Regions from separate parts of the Homo sapiens genome. Here region 2 is linked to region 1. A link is an interaction called in ENCODE POLR2A ChIA-PET data of the cell type or tissue named here. Cell type or tissue: CD4-positive, alpha-beta T cell. All regions are shown on one strand. Each heading gives the region's core, and the rest is flanking DNA. Links, peaks and the distances in the headings are about the cores only. Region 1 overlaps ARHGAP27 (Rho GTPase activating protein 27). Region 2 overlaps LINC02210-CRHR1 (LINC02210-CRHR1 readthrough).

Region 1 (5,370 bases), core at 190-5,189:
GGGTGGGGTGGAGGGGCCTCAGGTTGAGGGTATTTTTATGCTTCTAGAAACACTGCTGGCTGCCCCACTCAGTGCTCTAATGACCAGTGAGCCGCATCCGAGGCCCAGACATAGCCATGGTGTGGGCTGCACAGAGGAAGATCACGGCCAGACCCAGCCACAGCATGAACTGCACAGAGAGAATCACGGCTGAGCCTGTGGGGGAGGGGCGCGCTTGCACAGACAGGGTGGGCAGAGGGGGCGCTGAGTGCTGGGGGCCTGGGCTGGCCTGGAGTGGCTCCTGGGGCGGAAACAGGACAATGAGTGGTTGTCCACTCCCTCTAGGCCCAGGGAGGGTGTAATGGGAAAGAGGAAGCTTGTGGGGGGGAGGGGAAGAGTTCCCAAAGAGGAAGGGGTCTGGGCAGATGTGATATCACAGGGAGCTGGCATCTGGACTGTGCCAGCCCCGAGGAGGACAGGAAGGATTCTGACCACATCACTATCTGCCCGCCTGACCACCTGGGTCTGTCTCCTCCAGACTCGGTCACCAAGATGCATATGCCCTCCCACGCCTGCATGCCCACATGTGCCCACTCTCACTTGCGTGTCCACATACGTGTACAAGTATGCCCGTGCCTGTCCCCTCCTCTCTAAGGACCCAGAGAAGAGGGCCAGGCACCAGCTTCTTCCAGGAGGAAGGTTAAATCTTCTTCCTGGCCTCTCTTCCCTTCACCCCCTCGTGTGGGGATGACAGACCCCAGCCACGCACAGTGGACACATGCCCTGAGTAAGAAGTTACAGCCCCTCCTCTGAGCCCATGGGTCCATCTTGTCTTCCCTCCTCCCTTAGAAGTGCTTCCTCCCCAGGCTTAAGGGCCAGGCAGCACTAAGCCCACCAGCCCACCCCTGCTGAAGTCCACCTCCTTTCCTGGTCAGGCTCTGACCCCCACCCTTCCACTCTAGGCCCATTCTTCCTCCTCTGGCCCCCACCCTGGATCTCTTTTTCTCCCCTGCCATGTCTCTCAGCCCCTCTTCTCCTGTACCCACTGTGGGCTGGGGACAAGGACCCCAAGCAGAGCCAGGCACAGTGTGAATGTGGGGCACGAGACACTTGTAGAGATCACACTAGGAGCAAGACTGGGCCCCATGCCCTGCTCTGCCCACAAAAGCTCTCATACCAGTGTCCCATCCCCTGTACCCGACTCAGAAGCCCAGACCCCAGGGGTAGACTAATCCCCTCCTCGCTATCAGGGTGGAGGACAGCAGGAATCACAGAAGGCTGGAGGCCTCATGCTTATCACACACCTGACCCATCTCTCTGTCCCCACCCTGAGGCCAGGGATGAGGACTCACACACACACACACACACACACACTACACACGTGTGCGTGCATATGACAGGTCACCAAGGGTTATGCAACCAGGCCTCAGAGACAGGAATAGCCTCTGTAAATTCCAGAGAGGCCAGAAACTCTGAGCCACCAGGGAGGAGCTGGGTGGAGAGGGGAGAGAAGAGGACAGGTGTGGAACTCAGGCCCTCAGCATTGCCCTGCAGGTAGCATGGGGGGCAGGGACTCCCTATGGCAGAGCCAGGAGTGTCAGTGTCAGGGCTGGGACTGCAGAATGGGCAGCCAGCAACTCACCTGGCATCTCACCTGCTTCTCTTCCCCAGTAGGAAGCTGGGCCCCCATGATGGGGGTCTCCCAGGGGGCTCCAGCCCCAAACTATAGGGAGTGAACAAACTCACACAGTTCCTGCCTGCTCTTGGCCACAGAAGTTGGCTCTCAGGCCCTGTCTCGGATTCCCTCCCCCCAGTGAGAGGAGGTGATGACCACAGTGGCTCCCCAGAGGGGTCCACCTCCCTCCACCACACCCTCATGCCTCTGAGAGGCACAAGGGGGAGGGTCAGGAGAGGTTCTAGAACAAACCAGCTGCACAACACCCCTCCTTTCCCCACTCTGACCTCACTCTTCCCTCCCAAACCCTCATAGGAAGTGCTGGGGCAGGAGCAGGTGCACTAGGAAGACCCAGTCCTCTGGGGCTAGAGGCAAAATGAACGCCTCCAAACCAGGACTTGGCCCAGGAACTGGCTCAGGGGCTGGCGAGGGGACATGGTGTCCTTTGTTGACTCAGTGAGTCTGCTCTGTGCCACCCAAGCCAGGTGGAGGGAGAGCCAGAAGGAATGGTGATCTTTGCCTCAAGGAGCTCAGTCATGTCCACACGACAGGTCCCTCCCCCAAACACATGTTCTCCAGGACAGAAACTGGGTCTCCCTTTAACCATCCCGGCCTGGCCCAGAGCTACATGTCCAGGGGCAGGATCGGAGGAGCTGGGGGTGACCCCACAGGATCCTGGGCCTCAGGCCTCAGTAGGCTTTGGGGAACTGTGCCTAGCTCAGCCCTCTGAGATTCTGATGGAAGTGGTTTGGGCCGGGACCTGGGGAAAGTGTTTAATTTTAAGCCTCCTTGGGTGATTTGACTGTGCCTCCCAGGTGTGGCACCACGGCTCAGTATAATCTTTTTTTTTTTTTTTTTTTTTTTTTTTTTTTTTTTTTAATGGAGTCTCACTCTGTCACCCAGGCTGGGGTGCAGTGGCTCGATCTCAGCTCACTGCAACCTCTGCCTCCCAGGCTCAAGTGATTCTCCTGCCTCAGCTTCCTGAGTAGCTAGGATTACAGGTGCCTGCCACCATGCCCAGCTAATTTTTGTACTTTTAGTAGAGATGGGGTTTCATCGTGTTGGCCAGGCTGGTCTCAAACTCCTCACCTCAAGTGATCCGCCGCCTTGGTCTCCCAAAATGCTGGGATTACAGGCATGAGCAGCCCGGCTGACTCAGTGTAATCTTATTGCATGGATGTGGGGTGAGATTCCAAATGTAACGGTTTCAGGTGAGACCCTTTTCTTGGGCTTGGGGCAGAAGCTTCCATTGATTCAGAGGGAAAAAGAGTGGAGCCGGAGACCAGAGACTTGGACTCTTGTCTAGACTCTACTTCAGCTTCTCGCTGAGCAGCTGCTTGAATTTCTGGGCCTCAGTTTCTTCATGTGTAGAACAGAGCTGTCAACCCTACTCCGTCACAGGGCTGGTTCTATGAAAGAACTGAGCGGGCCTTGGGTTCCCACACCCATGGGGATTGGGGGAAAGCAGGCCTGCACTTCTGCTTTTCTGACTTCGGGTTTCGATTGGGTGCCCTCGGCTCTGGACTCTGTCCCCAGCCTCTGGGTGACCTCATGGGGCTGCTTGCCTGGCCTGCTCCTCCAGGGCGGGGTGGGAGCTGGGGTGGGGCATCCTCAGGGCTCACAACGCTTGTGCTCTAAGTAAGGCTGGCAGACACCCAGCAGGGCTGCTGGGGCCAGGAGGGATCAGAAATGGTCCATGAGGGGCTGGGTGCGGTGGCTCAGGCCTGTAATCCCAGCACTTTGGAAGGCCGAGGCAGGAGGATCACTTGAGGTCAGGAGTTTCAGACCAGCCTGGCCAACATAGCGAAACCTTGTCTCTACTAAAAATACAAAAATTAGCTGGGCGTGGTGGCGTGCGCCTGTAATTCCAGCTACTCGGGAGGCTGAGGCAAGAGAATTGCCTGAACCTGGGAGGCAGAGGTTACAGTGAACCAAGATCGCACCATTGCACTCCAGCCTGGGTGACAGAGCGAGACTCCATCTCAAAAAAAAAAAAAGAAATGGTCCATGAGGGAACCTCCCAGCCAGCGAAGGCTGTAGGGATGAGCCAGACTAGGGAGGTGGGAAAATGAGACCAAGGAATGATCACCTTCTGCCCTCCCCCTCAAACGTATCTGTGTTTGCACCCACCATTCCTTCCCCCTCCCCCAGTGGAAGGCACAGGGGCCTGCCGTCCAAGCCAACCTCCTCAGCCCGGTCCTGAAGGACCCCATAGCCTCCCGCTTGCTCGGAAGTGGCCTCACCTCAAATTTCCAACCCTTCCTTTCTGACTACCTTTGTCCCTTTCTCATTTCAACAAACTCAAGGCCTCTCCATGTTGGTTTTTTTTTTTTTTAGACAGCGTCTTGCTCTGTCACCCAGGCTGGAGGGCAGTGGCACGATCATGGTTCACTGCAGCTTTGACTTCTTGGACTCAAGCAATCCTTCTGCCTCAGCCTCCCAGGTAGCTGGCTAGCTGGCAGTACAGGCCCACACCACCACGCCCGGCTAATTTTTTTTTTTTTTTTTTTAGAGACAGGGTCTGACTATGTTGTCCAGGCTGGTCTTGATCTCCTGAGCTCAAGAAATCCTCCCACCTCAGCCTCCCAAAGTGCTGGGATTACAGGCCTGAGCCACTGCACCCAATTGGTCTCTCCATCTTAAAAAGAAAATGTTGACTGGGCACAGTGGCTCACGCCTGAAATCCCAGCACTTTGGAGGCTGAGCAGGTGGATCGCTTGAGGTCAGGAGTTCAAGACCAGCTGGCCAACATGGTGAAACCCCATCTCTACTAAAAATACCAAAAAAAAAAAAAAAAAAAAAATAGGCGTGGTGGCAGTTGCCTGTAGTCCCAGCTGCTTGGGAGGCTGAAGCAGGAGAACCACTTGAACCCCAGAGGTTGCAGTGAGTAGAGATCACACCATTGCTCTCTAGCCTGGGTGACAGAGAGAGAGTCCATCTCAAAAAAAAAAAAAAAAAAAAAGTTTTGTTCCCTGGACCCAGCTCTGCATCTCCTTTTAACAACTAATTCCTTTTTCCCTTCCTCCTTTTTGAGCCAACTTCTCTGTTCCCTCACTTAGACAATCAGCCCACTGCTTAGAGGCCTTCTACCACTTCCTTGATGATAGATCTGGTCCTCCTCTGGCCTGACTTCTCTCCAGTGTTTGCTCTTTAAAATCCTCTCCTTCTTGGGCTTCCTCAGGCCAGGCCTCCTAGTTTTCCTTCTTTTTCTTTGCTACTGCTCAGCAATTGGGCCCCAGGCTCCACCTCCTCTGCCACGGCCTCATGCTTGGTGTCTCACCTGGCTTCTCACTCCACCGCCTTGGGAGAGCCCAGCCCCACCGGCTGTAGATCAACAACTCGCAGCACAGTCTCCAGGCTCACATAGCCCATTGCCATCTGGATGTCCTTTGTACATGTCGAAAACCGTGTGCCCCAAATCAAATTTGTCCTCTCCCTCCTCCTTCCCCGATCTTAGCATCTGAGTGACATCTACCTCTGTCACTCAAGGTAGAATCATCCTTGCCTCCTGCTGGCTTTGCCTCATCTGACACTGAGCCCCATTGATCCGACCAGCCTAAGCCTTGCAGACCTGCCTACCAGTTCTCAGGTAACACCAAGGTTAGAGGAAGACGGAAACACTGCTGCAAGGAAGCAAATAGACACCTTGCAGGCAGGGCAATGAGTCAATGTCCAGGCAGAAAGAAAGGGTAGGGCTCTTCAAGGGAGATTGAAGA
Region 2 (5,370 bases), core at 284-5,283, 230 kb after region 1:
ATTCTCCTGCCTCAGCCTCCTGAGTAGCTGGGACTATAGGCGCCCGCCACCACGCCCAGCTAAATTTTGTATTTTTAGTAGAGACAGGGTTTCATCATGTTGGCCAGGCTGGTCTTTAATTCCTGACCTCAAGTGATTCACCTGCCTCGGCCTCCCAAAGTGCTGGGATTATAGGCGTGAGCCACCACGCCTGGCCTATTTAACCTTCTAAAACTACTTTTTCAAGAAATATTTATTCGAATTATAGAAGATTGGCCAGGCACAGTGGCTCATGCCTGTAATCCCAGCACTTTGGGAGGCCAAGGTGGGAGAGTCGCTTGAGCCCAGAGTTTGAGATCAGCCTGGGCAACATGGCAAGAACCTGTCCCAAATTTAATATAATAAATTTTAAATAAAATTTTAAAAATAAAATTAAATAAAAAATTATACAGGAGGGCCATGTCAGGTGAATTTTAACTGAAGCAAACCTTATTTATTCATAACAATGAAGTTTATATTACTAGGAAAAAATTTCATTCCATGATAAATGTGTGGTATCATGTTTTTCTTCAAAATATTGAATTTAAAGAATGTTCATTGCAATACTGGCAACTAAGTCCAGATTTGCTTTTTAACCATGGAGTAATTTCTGAGAAATATTTGTTTTATTTTATTTTATTTTATTTTATTTATGTTATTTATGTTATTTATGTTATGTTATGTTATGTTATGTTATGTTATGTTATGTTATGTTATGTTATTTTTTTGAAACAGAGTCTTGCTCTTGTTGCCCAGGCTGGAGTGCAATGGTGTGATCTCTGCCTCCTGGGTTCAAGCGATTCTCCTGCCTCAAGCTCCTGAGTAGCTGGGATTACAGGCGCCCTCCACCACGCCCGGCGAATTTTTGTATCTTTAGTAGAGACAGGGTTTCACCACGTTGGCCAGGTTGGTCTTGAACTCCTGACCTCATGATCCGCCTGCCTCGGCCTCCCAAAGTGTTGGGATTACAGGTGTGAGCCACCGCACCCGGCCTCTGAGAAATATTTAGATTGTACGCCTCAAATGGGCAGGGACTGTGTCTTACACTTTTGTATTTATGCTACAGCTTACCTAATACAGTGCCAGGCCTCGTTAAACACTTATTGATTGCTCAGACGATAAAGAACTTGCTTTGGAAGGAGGAGAGGATAGTCATGTGCTTCTGAATGTATTGAACTTCTTGAAATCTCTTTCCTCATCAATTTTAGCAGAGTTTCTATTGAAACTCCTAGGGTGTGTTTATGGAAGACAAACTGAGATGTGCTGTCCCAGCCTTAGGCCCTGGCAGTACGCCTTGCCTTTTCACGGCACACCCACTACAGCCTTTCCCACACTGTGACACTGGAGCTGGTGAGTCAAAGTAAGTATAAGTGGGGAGCACTTTTCAGTACAGTAGTTTTAAGGAAAGACTTGGGTCTCTGAAAGCCATGTTTGCATCCCTGCCATGTCCCTCACTGGCTGCTAGCCTCAGGCCACTGACTCTTAGCCTCTGTATCTCGGAGCCTCAGTTTGCTTAACTGTTAAATGGGGATACTGATACCTGCCTCATAGAGTTATGAGGATTAAGTGTCTCCTACCTTTGAATGTCTTGCTCCGGTGTTTCCCTGGAGATATCTTGTCCAAGTATGAACAGCAGTGCTGGCCACAAACTCATCAGCATTATTATTATTATTATTATCATTATCATTATTATTATTATTATTATTGAGACAGAGTTTCACTCTGTCACCCAGGCTGGAGTGCAGTGGCACAATCTCAGCTCACTGCAACCTCTGCCTCCTGGGTTCAAGCGATTCTCGTGCCTCAGCTGCCCGAGTAGCTGGGATTACAGGCGTGCACCACCACATCTGGCTAATTTTTGTATGAGTAGTAGAGACGGGGATGCACTATGTTGGCCAGGCTGGCCTTGAACTCCTGACCTCAAGCGATCTGCCCGCCTTGGCCTCCCAAAGTGCTGAGATTACAGGCGTGAATCACTGCGCCTGGCCACTTTTAAAACATTTCTATCACCCTGAAAAGAAACCCTGTACCCTTTAGCAGTCACTCCTCATTTCCCCTGTCCTCCGCAGCACTGGGCAACCACTAACCACTGACCTACTTCCTGTCTCTAGATCTGGTGGAGATGCTTTTTAAACTTTTTTTTACTACCCTGTGGTCCCTGAGGAGCATTACACTGAGAAGTTTTCTCCTATTTTGTCTTTCATTCTCCACATCCTCTTTTGTTCTAGTGCATGGCATGGGAAGCCCTCTCTAGGAGGATGCTGTGGCCACACAAGTGCTGGACGAACCGCTGGAGTAGGTGACTTCCAAGGTGTCCTGATGTAGTAGCTATTAGACAAGCTCCTGCATTTGGCCAGTAATTAGCATGCTGCTGCACATTGCCACTAGGTGGTGCTGCTGCTCCATTCCCAAGTAACCCACATGCATCCCTGGCTGGGGTCAGCCTTGGGGTTTCCCAAGTGTAGAGGAATCCATCTCTGTGCCTGTGGTAATGGCTGGACACCAGGAGAGACCCAGAAAACAGGGATATCCTAGAAGAGAAAGGCAAAATAAGCACTCAGAGCAGAGGACATTTGAGTGTCAATAATGAAGGTGGCAGCAGTAATCATGGCTATCATTTACTAAAAATAGTGGATATTGGCCAGACATGGTGGCTCACACCTGTAATCCCAGCATTTTGGGAGACCAAGGTGGGTGGATCACTTGAGGTCAGCAGTTCGAGACCAGCCCGGCCAACATGGTGAAACTATCTACTAAAAATACAAAAATTAGCCAGGTGTGGTGGTGCACGCCTGTAGTCCCAGCTACTTGGGAGGCTGAGGAAGGAGAATCACTTGAACCTGGGAGGTGGAGGCTGTAGTGAGCTGAGATCGCATCACTGCACTCCAGCCTGGACAACAGAGCAAGACTGTCTCAAAAAAAAAAAGTAGATACTGTGCTAGTCACTTGATACACATCATCTCTGATCTTTGCACTGAGCGAGGCATGTGTATTATGTCTGCATTACAAAAGGGGAAAAATTAAGGTTCAAGAAGATAAAGTCACCAGGCATGGTGGCGCATGCCTGTGATCGCAGCACTTTAAGAGGCTGAGACAGGCGGATTGGTTGAATCCAGGAGTTCAAGACCAGCCTGGGCAACATAGTGAGACCTCATCTCTACAAAAAAAATAAAATTAGCTGGGTGTGGTGGTGTGTGCCTGTAGTCACAGCTCCTCGGGAGGCTGATGTGGAAGGATCACTTGAGCCCGGGAGATAGAGGCTGCAGTGAGATGAGACTGAGCCATTGCACTCAGCCTAGGCAACAGAGTGAGACCCTGTCTCAAAACAAAACAGAAATAACAAAAAATAAGGTGACTTGCTGGAGGCCACATGGCTGTGAGCCAAATACAGGTCTGGGTTATCAGGGCTCACATACTTCTAAGTACACCCTACTGCCTTGGAATCTGCTGAAGACCAAGCCCCTGCCCCCAAGCCATGGCAAAGAAGGAGGGAAGGAAGCAAAGGTGCCCAGCGGGGACAACTCGGGGAGGGGCGAGGTGCCCAGGGCCCAGGAAGGCCAAGCAGCATGTGGCAGGGCAGCATCAGGTGACTCCCAAGAAGGAATGAGGAGAGGATATGAGGAAAGAGCCACAGCACAGAGGCCTGCTGTTAGGTCAGCGGAGACCACGGCCCATGGGACCTGGATCTACCCTTGATGCTAACAATGTTCTTTGGGGAAAAAATCTATAATCACAAAGTTTCTGCAACTGGACTGTAGTCATGGTTGCAGAACTGTATAGATTTACTAGGAACCATCAAATTGTTCACTTACAATGGGTAAATTGTACAGTACATAGGTTATCCCTCAGTAAAGCTGTATGAAATTTATAGTCATGAAACTAATAGTGACAAACGAGCTGGGTAAGTAGGTCTCAGCTGTTCTGTAGGCACTTTGAGAAGAGGAAGAGTAGCATCTCGGTTTTAATAAAAGAAAGCCTGGCCCATGGCGTCCAGCTTCTGCTTGAATACTTTCAGTGCCCGGGAGCTCAGTATCTCAAAGCAGCCCACTCCTGTTTAAGAGAACTCTAAACCTTAGAATGTTGAAATACATCATTATTATTCTAGTACTGCTGTGAAAAATAAATGTCTTTGTTTTGCCACATAACATTTCTCTGAGAGCTTGAGGACAGTTATTGCATTTTCCCAAGTCATTTTTATCTCAGACAGAATTCCCTGATGACCTGTAGGTTTTTTGTTTTTTTGTCTTGTTTTGTGTGTGTGTGTGTGTGTGTGTGTGTGTGTGTGTGTGTGTGTGTGTGTGTGTGTTTTGGAGATGGAGTCTCTGTCGCCCAGGCTGGAGTGCGGTAGCATGATCTTGGCTCACTGCAGCCTCCACATTCCGAGTTCAAGCAATTCTCCTGCCTCAGCCTCCCAAATAGCTGGGATTACAGGCGTGAGCCGCCACACCTGGCTAATTTTTGTATTTTTAGTAGAGATGGAGTTTCACCACATTGGCCAGGCTAGTCTCGAACTCCTGGTTTCAGGTGATCCGCCCTCCTCGGCCTCCCAAAGTGCTGAAATTACAGGTGTGAGCCATTGTACTTGGCTCTCCTTGTGTTTTTTACAGGACAAGATTTCCAGCCTCTCCCATTCTCCCATTCTCCTGGTAGCTCTCCAGGAGCTACCCCTTTGATCTGTCCACATCCTTCTTAAAATGTGGGGACCCATGGGGAACCTGAGATTCTGCAGATGCCAGCCCAGTGCTGTGTGGTTAACAATTTGGATCCTAGCATTAAGACCCCGGGTTCAAATCCTTGCTCCACTGTAGGCCAGCTGTGTGACCATGGTTAAAAACATCTACCTTACTGAGCTCTAATGTCATCATCTAAGTTATTGTGAGGATTGTACTGACCCACACTTTCTATCTGCCCAATCCCTTGAGGTGGGCTCAACCTGGGTTGGCAATGGTTGGGCAAGGGAGAGCGATCAAAACAGCAAACTGTCACACTGCTGATAAGCCAAGCAGAGACACAGCCACCATTAGGAGAAGGGGCTCTTCCATCTCTATCTATCAGGCTTTTCTCTCATGGAGCTGTAACCCCTGGTAAAGGAGGTGAGGAACTTGCTGGGGGGAGCACACAAACACCTGCTGATGTGCCTGACTTGGATACCCAGGAAGTTGCTGGCTTTCTCTTCCTTTCCCCAACATTTTTATTTGTTTGTTTGAGGCAGAGTCTTGCTCTGTCACCCAGCCTGGAGTGCAAAGGCGTGATCTTGGCTGAGTGCAATGGCATGATCTTGGCTCACTGCAACCTCCGCCTCCTGAGTTCAAGTGATTCTCCTGCCTCAGCCTCCTGAGTATTTGGGACTAC

Evidence for each region. Peaks named below come from ENCODE experiments on the same cell type or tissue, not always from the same donor. Only the 100,000 strongest peaks of a DNase experiment are listed, where the experiment ranks them.
Region 2: POLR2A ChIA-PET joins it to region 1 with 6 read pairs; 1 of 35 experiments calls an interaction of 5 or more read pairs at or near these places.

Annotation. Positions count from the first base shown.
Region 1 is chr17:45,410,468-45,415,837 of GRCh38, forward strand. The region is part of intron 4 of ARHGAP27 (Rho GTPase activating protein 27); the gene reads right to left. Among named protein-coding and RNA genes, the nearest start is that of ARHGAP27, 20 kb to the right of the region's middle. RefSeq lists an enhancer at 1,159-1,659 and a silencer at 1,502-1,689. In CD4-positive, alpha-beta T cell, for the core only: no CTCF peak of the experiment used is centred there; DNase peaks (open chromatin) are centred at 1,384 and 3,174; H3K4me3 peaks cover 736 bases; H3K27ac peaks cover 1,063 bases.
Region 2 is chr17:45,638,143-45,643,512 of GRCh38, forward strand. All of the region lies in intron 3 of LINC02210-CRHR1 (LINC02210-CRHR1 readthrough), which reads left to right. The region is part of intron 5 of LINC02210 (long intergenic non-protein coding RNA 2210); the gene reads left to right. It also overlaps the pseudogene ARF2P. Among named protein-coding and RNA genes, the nearest start is that of LINC02210-CRHR1, 20 kb to the left of the region's middle. In CD4-positive, alpha-beta T cell, for the core only: CTCF peaks have their summits at 2,424 (motif pointing right) and 2,626; a DNase peak (open chromatin) is centred at 2,409.